Regions from separate parts of the Homo sapiens genome. Here region 2 is linked to region 1. Evidence: read pairs that join two places in POLR2A ChIA-PET (ENCODE). Cell type or tissue: PC-9. All regions are shown on one strand. Each heading gives the region's core, and the rest is flanking DNA. Links, peaks and the distances in the headings are about the cores only.

Region 1 (6,263 bases), core at 452-5,451:
GTCGAAGCTTCAAACACGCTCCACTGTCTCAGACTTCACTCAACACAAACTCAACGATAAAATGATGTTGAATTTCAAGACAGCAGAGCATTAGACTCCAAGCATGGGCTCATTTGAACATGGGGCCCTGTGTGACTGCACGATCCCTGGCCAGTGGCCTTCTTGTTCTGGCCGCAGAGAAAACCTAAGAAGAGGCCAAGGAGAGGTAACGAATAAGCCCTGATGACATCATGTGAGCCTCTGGATCCAGCTACGCCTGAGCCGAAACACCCATGGACTTCCCTGTTTCTGTGCCAGGAAATAAATCCGCTCTTTGCTTCAGCCAGCTTTAGCTGAGTTTCTGAGGCCTGAACAATATGGGACCCTGAGAGGAGAGGATCCAAGGCCCAGGAATCTCGACACCCGAATCCCTTTCTTGGCTTAAAGAATCTTGGAGCTGTCCATCAACTTGGAATGTCTGCAGGTTGCCTAGAGGTCTCACTGCCCCTCCCCACATGGATCTGTCCTGTTCTGGGGCCACGTCCTTTATCTGTCTTAGGCCTGGATTTCTTTTTATGAACAAAGGGAAGCTTTATTCCCCAGTCTTCCCAGTTCTCCCCAGGCTGTTTGATGTGGGTGTTAAAGGAGACACTGGACTTCCACACTGGGGGTGTGTGTGTGTGTGTGTGTGTGTGTGTACTGGATTTCCACTCTGTGGTGTGTGTGTGTGTGTGTGTATGTGTGTGTGTGTGTGTAGTGGCCTGGAGGGTGCCAGGGAGCTGGGAGGACAGCAGGAAGGATGCATGGAATGTTTAAGAAACATCAGGAAGGCCGGGCACGGTGGCTCACACCTGTAATCCCAGCACTTTGGGAGGCCAAGATGGGCGGATTGCCTGAGGTCAGGAGTTCAAGACCAGCCTGGCCAACATGGCGAAACCCTGTCTCTACTAAAAATACAAAAATGAGCTGGGTGTGGTGGCGCAAGCCTGTAATCCCAGCTACTTGGGAGGCTGAGGCAGGAGAATCACTTGAATCTGGGAGGCGGATGTTGTGGTGAGCCAAGATTGTGCCATTGCACTCCAGCCTGGGCAATAGAGTGAGACTCTGTCTCCAAAAAAAGAAAAAGAAACATCAGGAAATAACTGGATTTGGGGGGCAGAAGGGGGAGGAGTCAGAGGCCCAGAGGTAGTGGGGAAGGGTCTGATTGGAGGAGGATAGGCAGAGCAATATCTTACTGTTTCCTCTTTAAGCCACTCCCTAGAATGGAGTCCATTCATTCATTCATTCATTCATCCATCACTTCATTCATTCATTCAATCATCAAGCATCTATCCTGAGTGAATGTTGACTGTCAGGCACAGCCAGGTCCTGAAGATAATCAGACACCTTCCTGGGGACTAATCTTTTAAAAAATATGAGTCCTAATCTATGGAAAGACAAAAAAATCCAACAAAGTTTCTAAGGCACTTCCTCCTGTCTCTTCCCCCAACTCCAGAGTAAAAAGATCTTGATTGGGTCCCGCTGGAAAAGATGCATGTTACTTTTTTTTCTTTTGAGACAGGGTTTTGCTCTGTCTCCCAGGCTGGAGTGCAGAGGCACAATCACAGCTCACTGTAGCCTAGATCTACCAGGCTCAAGTGATCCTCCAACCTCAACCTCCCTAGTAGCTGGGACTATAGGTGTGCACCAACATGCCTGGCTAATTTTTTTTTTTTTTGAGATGGAGTCTTGCACTGTCGCCTGGGTTGGAGTGCAGTGGCATGATCTCAGCTCACTGCAACCTCTGCCTCCCATGTTCAAGCGATTCTCCTGCATCAGCCTCCCAAGTAGCTGGGATTACGGGTGCCTGCCACCATGCCCATCTCATTTTTTGTATTTTTAGTAGACACGGGGTTTCGCTATATTGGCCAGTCTGGTCTCAAACCCCTGACCTTGTGATCCGCCCGCCTCGGCCTCCCAAAGTGTAATTTTTGTATTTTTTGTTGAGACGGAGTTTCACTATGTTGCGCAAGCTGGTCTTAGACTTCTGGACTCAAGGGATCCTCCAGCCTCGGCCTCCCAAAGTGCTGGGATTACAGGTGTGAGCCACTACGCCTGGCCTGTTAAGTCATAATTTTGTTCAACAGGAGAGTCAGTAGGAAAACTGTCATGCATTTTGCAATGAAAAGTTATCTGGGCAGAGCTGACCAGTGCCAATATTGCAGCTCTCATTTACTGGGCACTCACTGTATGTCAGACTCTGAGCTGTAGCAGCCTTACTGCACAGGCAGGTGCCCCCATGCATGTCTTCATTTTGCAGACAAGGGACTGGAGGCTCAGGGAGGTGAAGGAAAGAGCTTATTGTCACCTAGAAAGCAGCAGAGCTGGCCAGGCGTGGTGGCTTACCCCTGTAATCCCAGCAGTTTGGGACGCCGAGGCGGGTGGATCACCTGAGGTCGGGAGTTTGAGACCAGCCTGACCAACATGCAGAAACCCCGTCTCTACTAAAAATACAAAATTAGCCGGGTGTGGTGGCGCATGCCTGTAATCCCAGCTACTCGGGACTCAGGAGGCTCAGGCAGTAGAATTGCTTGAACCTGGGAGGCGGAGGTTTCGGTGAGCTGAGATCCTGGGCAACAAGAGCAAAACTGTGTCTCAAAAAAAAAAAAAAGAAAAAAAAAAGCAGCAGAGCATGGTTTGTCTTGAGCTCTATGTGGCTTTGGAGGCTGAGCTTGGAACTGCCAGCCTGGGCTTTGGACGGGCACCCTGGGTAGGGGTGGTCCTGGGTAGAGATGGCCCTGGGAATCCCTCCGGTGCTTGGCCTTGTGCCTGGTGGTCCACAGTCTCACAGTCACTCATCTGATATTTAACAACTTACAATGAGGAGTGCTCCACAAGGAACCCTCACATAGCTTGGGATGCTCTCCCATGTTCCGTCTTTGCTGAGGGTCCCTTGGATGGGTGTGTTTGTGGGGCATAGTCTCTGGGGGAAGAGGGGCAGATCCTGGATTGGTCTGGAGCCCCAGCTGGCCCCGCACAACTAGGAAAACTGGTTGGGGCGGCTGACTCAGGGTGTGTTTATACTGGCGTACTCCCCGCCCCCTCCCTCCCTCAGGCACCCTCCCCTCCCGTCCCTGACCCGGGAGAGGAAGGAAGTTCCTATAACGTTCATAGTTGCCACTAGTTCTGCGTGTTGTGCATTGGGCACGGAGCAGGAAGACCTTCACAGGTTGTAACTGGTCCCAGCTTCCTTTGAGGAGACTGAGTCTCAGAAAAGTCAGGCTGCTCCCTCGATCCTACAGGGGCAAAGCTGGGATTGGAATCCAGCTCTGACTGATGCCCCGGATGGAACTCTCATCCACTGTGATTAGAATACAATCTGAGCACCTCCTGCTTTTCTTTCTGGCCCCATCTCCTGCCTCTCCCACTTGCCCTCTCTCTCAGCCAGTTCTATGAACATGCTAAATTTATTCATTTTCTTTTTTTTCTCTCTCTCTCCTTTCTTTTCTTCTTCTTTTTTTTTTTTTTTTTTTTTTGCCGGAGTTTCGTTCTTCTTGCCCTGGCTAGAGTGCAATGGTGTGATCTTGGCTCACTGCAACCTCCGCCTCCCGGGTTCAAGCGATTCTCCTCTGTCAGTCCCCCAAGTGGCTGGGATTACAGGTGCACACACCAGCATGCCCAGCCAATTTTTGTATTTTTAGTAGAGACAGGGTTTCGCCATGCTGGCCAGGCTGGTCTCACCCTGACTTCAGGTGATCTGCTCGCCTTGGCCTCCCAAAGTGCTGGGATTAAGGCGTGGGCCACCGCGCCTGGCCTCATGTGTTTAGTCTTCACCTTTTCCGTTCCTTCTGCCTGGAATGCTCCTCCACCGTTGTTTGTCCAGCTGCTATGGTAGAGACTTCTAGCGCTCATCCATGTGTACTCGCCTTTCCTTCCCAGTTACCCAAGAAAACTGCTTTTCCCAGCCCCCTTGCAGTTAGATGAGGGCCTGGGACTCATTCTGGCCAATGTGCTCTGAGTGTGAGTGAGGAGAATCACTTCCAGGCTGAGGCCATGAAGAGCCCTTGCAGGACTCCCCAGCTCTCATTCTGTGCCACGGTGGAGATTCTGGAAGCCTTGTGTTGAGATAGACGCAGGCTGAATTGCTGAGTCACCGTATGGAGGGCAGCAGCCTAGGAGACCTGGCAGTCTGACTCAGACTTTGCATGGTCAAGAAACAAATCCTTTCTACCTGCTGGAGATCTTAAAAGAGAAAGAAATCCTTGTGTTAAATCTTTGAGATGCAGGGATTAATTTGTTACTGCAGCATAGCCTGTCGTATACTAATAGAGCTGATCTGTTCAGGTGTCAGTTGAAATATCACCTTCTCTGATCAAAATATCTAAACTGGTGCCACCCCCACCCCCTCCCCCTCCAACCAGTCCTTTCTTTTTTTTTGAGACTTTTTTTTTTTGAGTCTCGTTCTGTCATCCAGGCTGGGGTGCAATGGTGCTGTGATCTTGGCTCACTCCAGCAGCTGCTTCCTAGGTGCAAGTGATTCTCCTGTCTCACTTTCCGAGTAGCTGGGATTACAGGCACGCGCCTCCACGCTAGGCTAATTTTTGTATGTTTGGTAGAGACGGGGTTTCACCATGTTGGCCAGGCCGGTCTTAAACTCCTGGCCTCAACTGATCAGCTCACCTCGGCCTCCCAAAGTGCTGGGATTACAGGCATGAGCCACGGGCCCTTACCAATTTTTCTAGCACTGTGTTTATTTTCCTGAAACACTTATCTACTTGTTTGTTGCCTTGTGTATTGTCTGCACACCTCCCCCCACCACTAGAATGTAAGCTCTATGAGGGGAGGGCCCTTCGTTTGTCTTGTTCATGGCTGCATCCTTGGTGCCTAGCACAGTGCCTGGCATATATAGGTACTCAATAAATATTTGAATGGGTGAATGTGTGTATATTTATTTTTTGAGACAAGGTCTCACTGTCACTAAGGCTGGAGCGCAGTGGTGCAATCATGGCTCACTGCAGCCTCGACCTCCTGGGCTCAAGCCATCCTTTTGCCTCAGCCTCCCAAGTAGCTGGGACTACAGGCGGGCACCACCATGCCTGGCTAATTTATTTTTTGTAGATGCAGGGTCTCACCATGTTGCCCAGACTGGTCTCGAACTCCTGGGCTCAAGCTAGCCTCCTGCCTCGGCTTCCCAAAGTGCTGGGATTACAGGTGTAAGCCACCGGGCCTTGCCTGAATGCATTTACTGAATGAATGAAACAGGCAGATAACCACACTCACAGGTAGACATGGAATTTGATATTGGTACCTGTGTTTTTCTTTTTTATTGGAGTAAATATATTTACTGATATCCACTTTATATCTAGTTCAGTTACACAATCTGTAAATATAGGTGGCACAGTGGCTCACGCCTGTAATCCCAGCACTTTGGGAGGCCGAGGCTAGTGAGGTCAGGAGTTTGAGACCAGCCTAGCCAACATGGTGAAAACCCCGTCTCTACTAATATAAAAAAATTAACAAGGCGTGGTGGCACACGCCTGTAATCGCAGCTACTCGGGAGGCTGAGGCAGGAGAATTGCTTAAACCTGGGAGGTGGAGGTTGCAGTGAGCCGAGATTGCACCACTGCACTCCAGCCTGGGTGACAAGAACTAAACTCTGTCTCAAAAAAAAAAAAAAAAAAAAAAAAATATATATATATATATATATATATGTGCATTTTTTCTTTTGGATATCACCATGGTCCTTCTACCTGTGTTTTTCTTTTCTTTTTTTTTTTTCTGAGACGGAGTCTCACTCTGTCACCCAGGCTGGAATGCAGTGGCAAGATCTTGGCTCACTGCAACCTCCATCTCCCGGGTTCAAGCGATTATCCTGCCTCAGCCTCCCAAGTGGCTGGGATTACAGGCACCTGCCACTACGTTCAGCTAATTTTTTGTATTTTTAGTAGAGACGGGGTTTCACCATGTTGACCAGGCTGGTCTCAAACCCCTGACCTTGTGATTCACCTGCCTCGGCCTCCCAAAGTGCTGGGATTACAGGTGTGAGCCACCGCGCCCAGCCTCTACCTGTGTTTTTCTTACTCGGATGGGACACAAAGCCTCAGATCATCAGAAAGCTGGAAGCAATGGTTTCTTTTCTGACTCTTGGAATATCAGAGCTGGCTTAGAACCTTCTGTCTTCTCACTCTGTCTTTACAGATGAGGGAATATGGGCCCCTTAGGGAAGTGACTCATCCCAGGGCCCAATTTAAGTCTGTGGCTGAGCCAGAACCTGTGTCTGGGTCTCTGTACTCCTGGTCCAGTGC
Region 2 (6,263 bases), core at 886-5,885, 380 kb after region 1:
AGTTAGTTCAGAATCCAGGAAGGAAAAGGGAAGTTATTCACTGAGCCCACTCAAAGACAACAGAAATCCCAATGGGAATTATGAAATATTTGCTCAATATGAAATATTTGCTCAATACAAAACAAAATTTGCAGAATGCAACTAAAAGGACATTTATGGAGAAATATATAATCTTAAGTGCATTTACTTTAAAACAAGAATGACTAAAACATACATGTGTAAAGCTTTCAACTAACTAAAGAAGCTTCAAACAAACAAAAAACAACAGTGGAAGGGAATAAACAATAAAGATAAGAGCATCAATGAAAAGGAAATCAACAATTACAGAATATTCAATAAAGCCCAAAGCTGTTTCTTTGAAATGACAAAATAGAAGAACATCTAGCAAGATTAATCAAGGAAAAGAAGAGTAAAGGCACAAATATCTAACATTAGGAATTTTAAAAAGTATGAAACTACAGATAGACTGGAAGTTTTAAGAATCATAAATGAAATAGAGAATTTACAGGAAAGCATAAATGATCAAAGTTTATTCAAAAACAAGAGAAACCCTGTCGGGTGCGGTGGCTCACGCCTGTAATCCCAACACTTTGGGAGGCCGAGGCGGGTGGATCACGAGGTCAGGAGATCAAGACCATCCTGGCTAGCACAGTGAAAGCCCATCTCTACTAAAAATACAAACAAAAAATTAGCCGGGCGTGGTGGCGGGCGCCTGTAGTCCCAGCTACTCGGGAGGCTGAGGCAGGAGAATGGCGTGAACCCGGGAGGCGGAGCTTGCAGTGAGCTGAGATCGCACCACTGCACTCCAGCCTGGGCGACAAAGTGAGACTCAGCCTCAAAACACACACACACACACACACACACACACAAAAACAAGAGAAACCCTAAATAAATCAATGGCCATTAAAGAAAAGAAATCAGCATTTTAAAAAATCACGCTTTGGCCGGGCGCGATGGCTCATGCCTGTAATCCCAGCACTTTGGGAGGCCAAGGTGGGCAGATCACAAGGTCAGGAGTTCAAGACCAGCCTGACCAACAGGATGAAACACTGTCTCTACTAAAAATACAAAAATTAGCCAGGCGTGGTGGTGCGCACCTGTAATCCCAGCTACTCAGGAGGCTGAGGCAGGAGAATCGCTTGAACCCGGGAGGCAGAGATTGCAGTGAGCTGAGATGGTACCACTGCACTCCAGCCTGGGCAACAGAGCAAGACTCCATCTCAAAAAAAAAACAAAAAAACCAAAAAAAAATGAGCCAGGTGTGGTGGCACGCACCTGTAATCCCAGCTACTCGGGAGGCTGAGGCAGGAGAATTGCTTGAACCTGGGAGGCAGAGGTTGCAGTGAGCCGAGATCATGCCACTGCACTCCAGCCTGAGCAACAGAGACACCGTCTCAAAAATAAATAAATAAAACTTAAAAAAATAAAAAATCACCCCTCCTACTCTCCACCTCCCCAGAGAAACCCCATATGCGGTGGACAGAAATGAGACCGAGATGTTTCTCAGAGGCAGAAGGAAGACAGGAACAGCTAGGGGTCTGGAAGTATTTGAGTCTCATGATCTCATCCTTACTCAGGGCTGCTCCATTCCTGTCCTTATCCCTGTTTTGTTTCACGTGGACTCCTAAGTTCTCCTTTTCCTTAGGCACATTCGGCTTGGTGTCTGTCATCGTATGTAACCTGAATACAAGCAGGGTACTAAATGTCCCAGTCATTTTCAAAAAATGATGGAGTGGCACAGTGTCTCACATGGTCCCAGGGTTCCCCTTTACACAAATACCTTCAAAATTCCACATTGGTGGCCACTGCTAAAAACAAGCTTTCCTTCTCTGTCTGCTTCTGAAACACCTCCCTAGCAGCTGATCCTACGTGCTTCCTTCCTTTGTGCCACATCAGCCCAGTCTTGGGTGGGGGGCTTCTGGTCCCACCTGCTGTTCTGCTCTTGGAGGGCCAGAGAATCCTAGATCTCCATGCCAGCCACGCAGCCCCCATCCTCCCCAGTCCCCTGGGGAAATCTTGGTGAGGAATTTCAGGTAACTCAAGTTTGCCTCCCTGTTGTACTGGAACCCATTCTCTACTTCTCAGAGCTCTTAAGCGGATTCAGTGCAAGGTGTTCAGCCCCGGTCTGACACAGGGCTGGGCCTTAAGAGTTCAGTATATGACGTATCTCCTTCATCCTCCACCCCAATGCCAACACAGAGCCTGGCCAAGCAGCACTTCCTCTAGAGGGAAATTTCCTCTAGTAGAAGGCAGAGAACGGGAGGAGCTCTAGACCACTGGGTAAGAGACTTCGGGGGCTACCGAATGACAGAGTTAAAAGGGACTTCAGGGCTGGGCATGGTGGCTCACGCCTGTAATCCCAGCACTTTGGGAGGCTGAGGCGGGTGGCTCACTTGAGGTCAGGAGTTCAAGACCAGCCTGACCAATATGGTGAAACCCCGTCTCTACTAAAAATACAAAATTTAGCTGGGTGTGGTGGTGTGTGCCCGTAGTTCCAGCTATTCGGGAGACTGAGGCAGGAGAATCGCTTGAACCTGGGAGGCAGAGGTTGCAGTGAGCCGAGATTGTGCCACTGCACTCCAGCCTGGGTGAGAGAGCGAGACTCCATCTCAAAAAAAAAAAAAAGGAAAGGGAAGGACTTCAGGCGTGAGCAACCAGGTTATTGCTCAACCTTGAATTTTTCTTCTGGAAGACTCTGGCATACACAGTCCCTTGTAGTAAGCTCCCAGCATGGAAGAAGGCACCAAGACAGAGACTGGGTAAGAACTGAGGGTCCATTGAAAGTCCTTAGAATCAATGCCCTTGAGCGGACAGACTCCCCAGCAGCCCTGCAGGCATTGTCAGAGGATAACCCGATGTTCTAACCCCTCCTGTCAGGCCACCATCATTCAAGCACAACTACACATGTGGAGGCCCAGCCGGGAAACCAGTAGCTGGTCAAACGCGTTGCAATAAATATATTTTCAGCCAATGATAACTATTTAATTGGGTCCTAATTAATGAATGTTCACAGAGCATTTGTGATGCTTCAGAGAACGGTCCCCTGAAAGACACAAGTGCTATGAGTCTATTAGCAGTGGCATTTTAAGGCACTCAAAATTGTAGGTGTGCTAGATCCCAGAAGATTACATTCACTGAAAGTGAACATTAAAATTAGTGCCCTTGTGTGACCCCACCTTTCTCCACTCCTTCTTTCCTCCTTCCTGCTTCCAGAAACATCACGGGTCTGACAGAGCCATGTGGTGGGAATAAGGCTCTTGTAGACTCACAACATTTGACTCTCAGGCTGAGAACTAGACCTTCTCACCTGGGACTCCACGGGGGCAGGTGTGGGTCTCCTTCATTCATGGCTGCACCCCAGCCCCTAGTGTAGGGCTGGCCTGGCACCAATAAGGGGCCTCATCTCTCAGAAGGATGAATACATGAAATGTTAGCCTCAACTTATCAGAGCGCTGGGCTCCCAGCCTCTCCATAGCAGGATCACAGACTGCTGGGCTCCTAGCACCCTAGACTGAAGGATGTGGAGGGCAGCACCCCTATTCTGCAGATGCAAAACCAAGAAACTTCAGGGCTTCCGCCTCACACTTCTGGTTGTTGGAGCAGGAGAGGAATGGAGAGAAGGAAGGAAAGGGGGCGAAGGAAAAGTCTTCTCTCCTGGTTATCAAGGGACACCCCATGAGCTGGGACAGCAACAGAAGCTCCCTCTCCCCAGAGGGCCCCAGGACCCCTCCACTTTCCCTGCTCTGCCCTCATTCTCCCCTCCACAGGGCCAGGAAAGGCAAGGTAGCTCTGGGAGCTGAGAAGATCCTGAAGGAAGAGTGTGGGCTGTGACCTGCCCCCATGGGCTGCACTCTCCCTCTCCCACGCTGGGGAATTCCACCAGGGCTCAGGGAGTTCTTTCATCCGCCCCTGGGTGAATCTTGGACTCTTTTTTTGAGATAGAGTTTCATTCTTGCTGCCATTACAATGGCACAATCTTGGCTCACTGCAACCTCTACCTCCCGGGTTCAAGCGATTCTCCTGCCTCAGCCTCCCAAGCAGCTGAGACTACAGGTGCACACCACTGCGCCTGGTTAATATTTTTGTGTGTATTTTTAGTAGAGATGGGGTTTCATCACGTTGGCCAGGCTGGTCTCGAACTCCTCGAACTCCTAACCTCAGGTGATCCGCCTGCCTCGGCCTCCCAAAGTGCTGGGATTACAGGTGTGAGCTACCGCGCCCGGCCAAAACTTGGACTCTTTTATTGAGCTGTTCTCCCTAATCCACCTTCCATTTCCACTCAATGGGACTCACTAGTTAGCGGGCTATGGATCCACTGGGGAGGGTTGTGTGGCCCAAGATGATGGAGAAAGAGCTCCAGTCGGTCCCGGGAGGCCTGGCCTTTTTTGGACCAGTTTCCCTGACTGGAAAATAAGCTTTGATTAGAAGAGCTCTGAGCCCCCTTGCAGCTCCAATCTGCTCAGATTTTATTTTTTTATGGACTCCATTCTTGAGCAGTGCAGCCTTGGGCAAGTCACCAAAGCGAAATCCTGGTAGCTCATCTGTAAAATGGGCACATTACTGGAGGAAGCCTGGCAGCAGGGGGGTGGGGGAGCTTCTCACCACTGCCCACTCCTTGCTGCACGTCTCTTGGGTCCACCTTGGAGGGGGTTCGCAGCTCACAGTTAAGAGCTCAGACCTGGGTGTCTGGCAAGGCTGGCTTTGAGTTCCAGCTTCACCGGTGACTGACTGCGTGTCAGCAGCTCAGGCCCTGCCTTTCAGTCTCCTCATCCATAGAAAGGAATGTAATGAGTACCAACTCCCTAGGATTGCTGGGAGACAATACCTTTAAGCTCATGGCATGTCCTAAGTGCCAACTCAGTGCCAACTGTCACTTTGTGATTGGCTGAAGTTTCCAGGGCTCACGGCCTGGAGAGGGCCACTGGCTCAGGGACAGAGCCAGAACCAGATCTTGAGGTCCCAAGGAGTGATGTACATGCAGCAGTGAGCACAGGCTGTTCCTGGCTGCCCTGTCCCCTCCCCACTTGCTACAAACCTTTCTCTGAGAAGCCCAGGATCTCACGGAGGCTCTAAGATCTGCAAGGGCCCGACCCATCTCTGGAAGAACCCTATGTGACAGGCCTCCTTCCCTCGTCTGCCCCTTCCCAGGCTCTGCAAGGCCAACTCTCCCAGAAGGCAGCAGCACGTCCTGCCTGCTGCTTTGCTGGGCTCAGAGGAAACCCTGTCCCAGCCCGCCGGAAGGTGGTGACTTCCCGGGCTGCTGTGTCCAGAGGCAAGCGGCCAGGCTCCACCAGGACCCGTGAAACAAGAACTGGAGCCTTGACCCTGGTTGGTCTGAGTGTGTGTGTGTCCTTGTGGAAGTCATGCTTTGGACCTTTGCCTTTGGCTCCCTGTTTGTTCCTGGAGTGCCATGATACACCCACCAGCCCTGGCCCAAATCCCCCTGCCTCCTGGACACTTAGCTCAGGCGTCTCAGCTGAGGCTCCCTCTCTATTTATGCACTGGGCTCCAGTATTTGCAGGCTTCTTTTAGAGCCTTAATAGTAAACTTTCCCAACTGGGGCTCACACCCATGGTTGTGCTTGAATGATAGTGGTCTGACATGAGGGGGTTAGAAAACTCGGTTATTCTCTGATGATGCCTGCAGGGCTGCTGGGGAGTCTGTCTGCTCAAAGGCATCGATTCTAAGGACTCCAAATGGACCCTCGGTTCTTGTCCAGTCTCTGTCCTCGTACTTCCTTCCATGCTGGAAGCTTACTAAAAGGGACCGTGTATGCCAAGAGCTACTGGTGTTATCTCCTTAAACCCTCCCAACCTAGCCCCATGAGGTGGCGCCGACTGACAATTCTATTCCCATTTGACAGCTGGGCCAGCTGAGGTTCCAAGTATAATTTGCCCAAGGACACACCCAGCCAGGAAGTGGAAGGGCGGAATTTAAACCCAAAGCTACTGACTGGACTCCAGAGTTCAGCTTTTACCCTCCTCCCTGGGCAGCCTCCACTCTGCCTGCCAGGGCCTGAGTTCTCAGAGGGCAGGGGCTGTTTCCGGCTCAGCCCAGGTGCCGTCCAGGGCCCAGTGCAAGGCCCAGGACCTGGCTGGTATCTAGGTGGCACCGAATGCATTCAGTCTACTGACAGAAGCAATACAATGTGTGTGCGTGACAGAGAGGCTGTCAGACACACAGGAACAGAGGGAGAGGAGAGAGAGAAAGAGAAAGAAAAATAGGAGGAGGCTCACGGGGTAGGCCGGTGTCTGGTCCAGAGC

The links. ChIA-PET counts read pairs that join two places held together with the same protein. Peaks named below come from ENCODE experiments on the same cell type or tissue, not always from the same donor. Only the 100,000 strongest peaks of a DNase experiment are listed, where the experiment ranks them.
Region 2: POLR2A ChIA-PET joins it to region 1 with 5 read pairs; 10 of 35 experiments call an interaction of 5 or more read pairs at or near these places.

Annotation. Positions count from the first base shown.
Region 1 is chr9:129,164,130-129,170,392 of GRCh38, forward strand. No RefSeq gene overlaps it. Among named protein-coding and RNA genes, the nearest start is that of IER5L, 11 kb to the right of the region's middle. RefSeq lists an enhancer at 3,168-4,157. In PC-9, for the core only: no CTCF peak of the experiment used is centred there; DNase peaks (open chromatin) are centred at 3,052 and 4,112; H3K4me3 peaks cover 1,692 bases; H3K27ac peaks cover 2,769 bases.
Region 2 is chr9:129,543,404-129,549,666 of GRCh38, forward strand. No RefSeq gene overlaps it. Among named protein-coding and RNA genes, the nearest start is that of LINC00963, 58 kb to the left of the region's middle. RefSeq lists an enhancer at 4,712-5,212. In PC-9, for the core only: no CTCF peak of the experiment used is centred there; no DNase peak of the experiment used is centred there.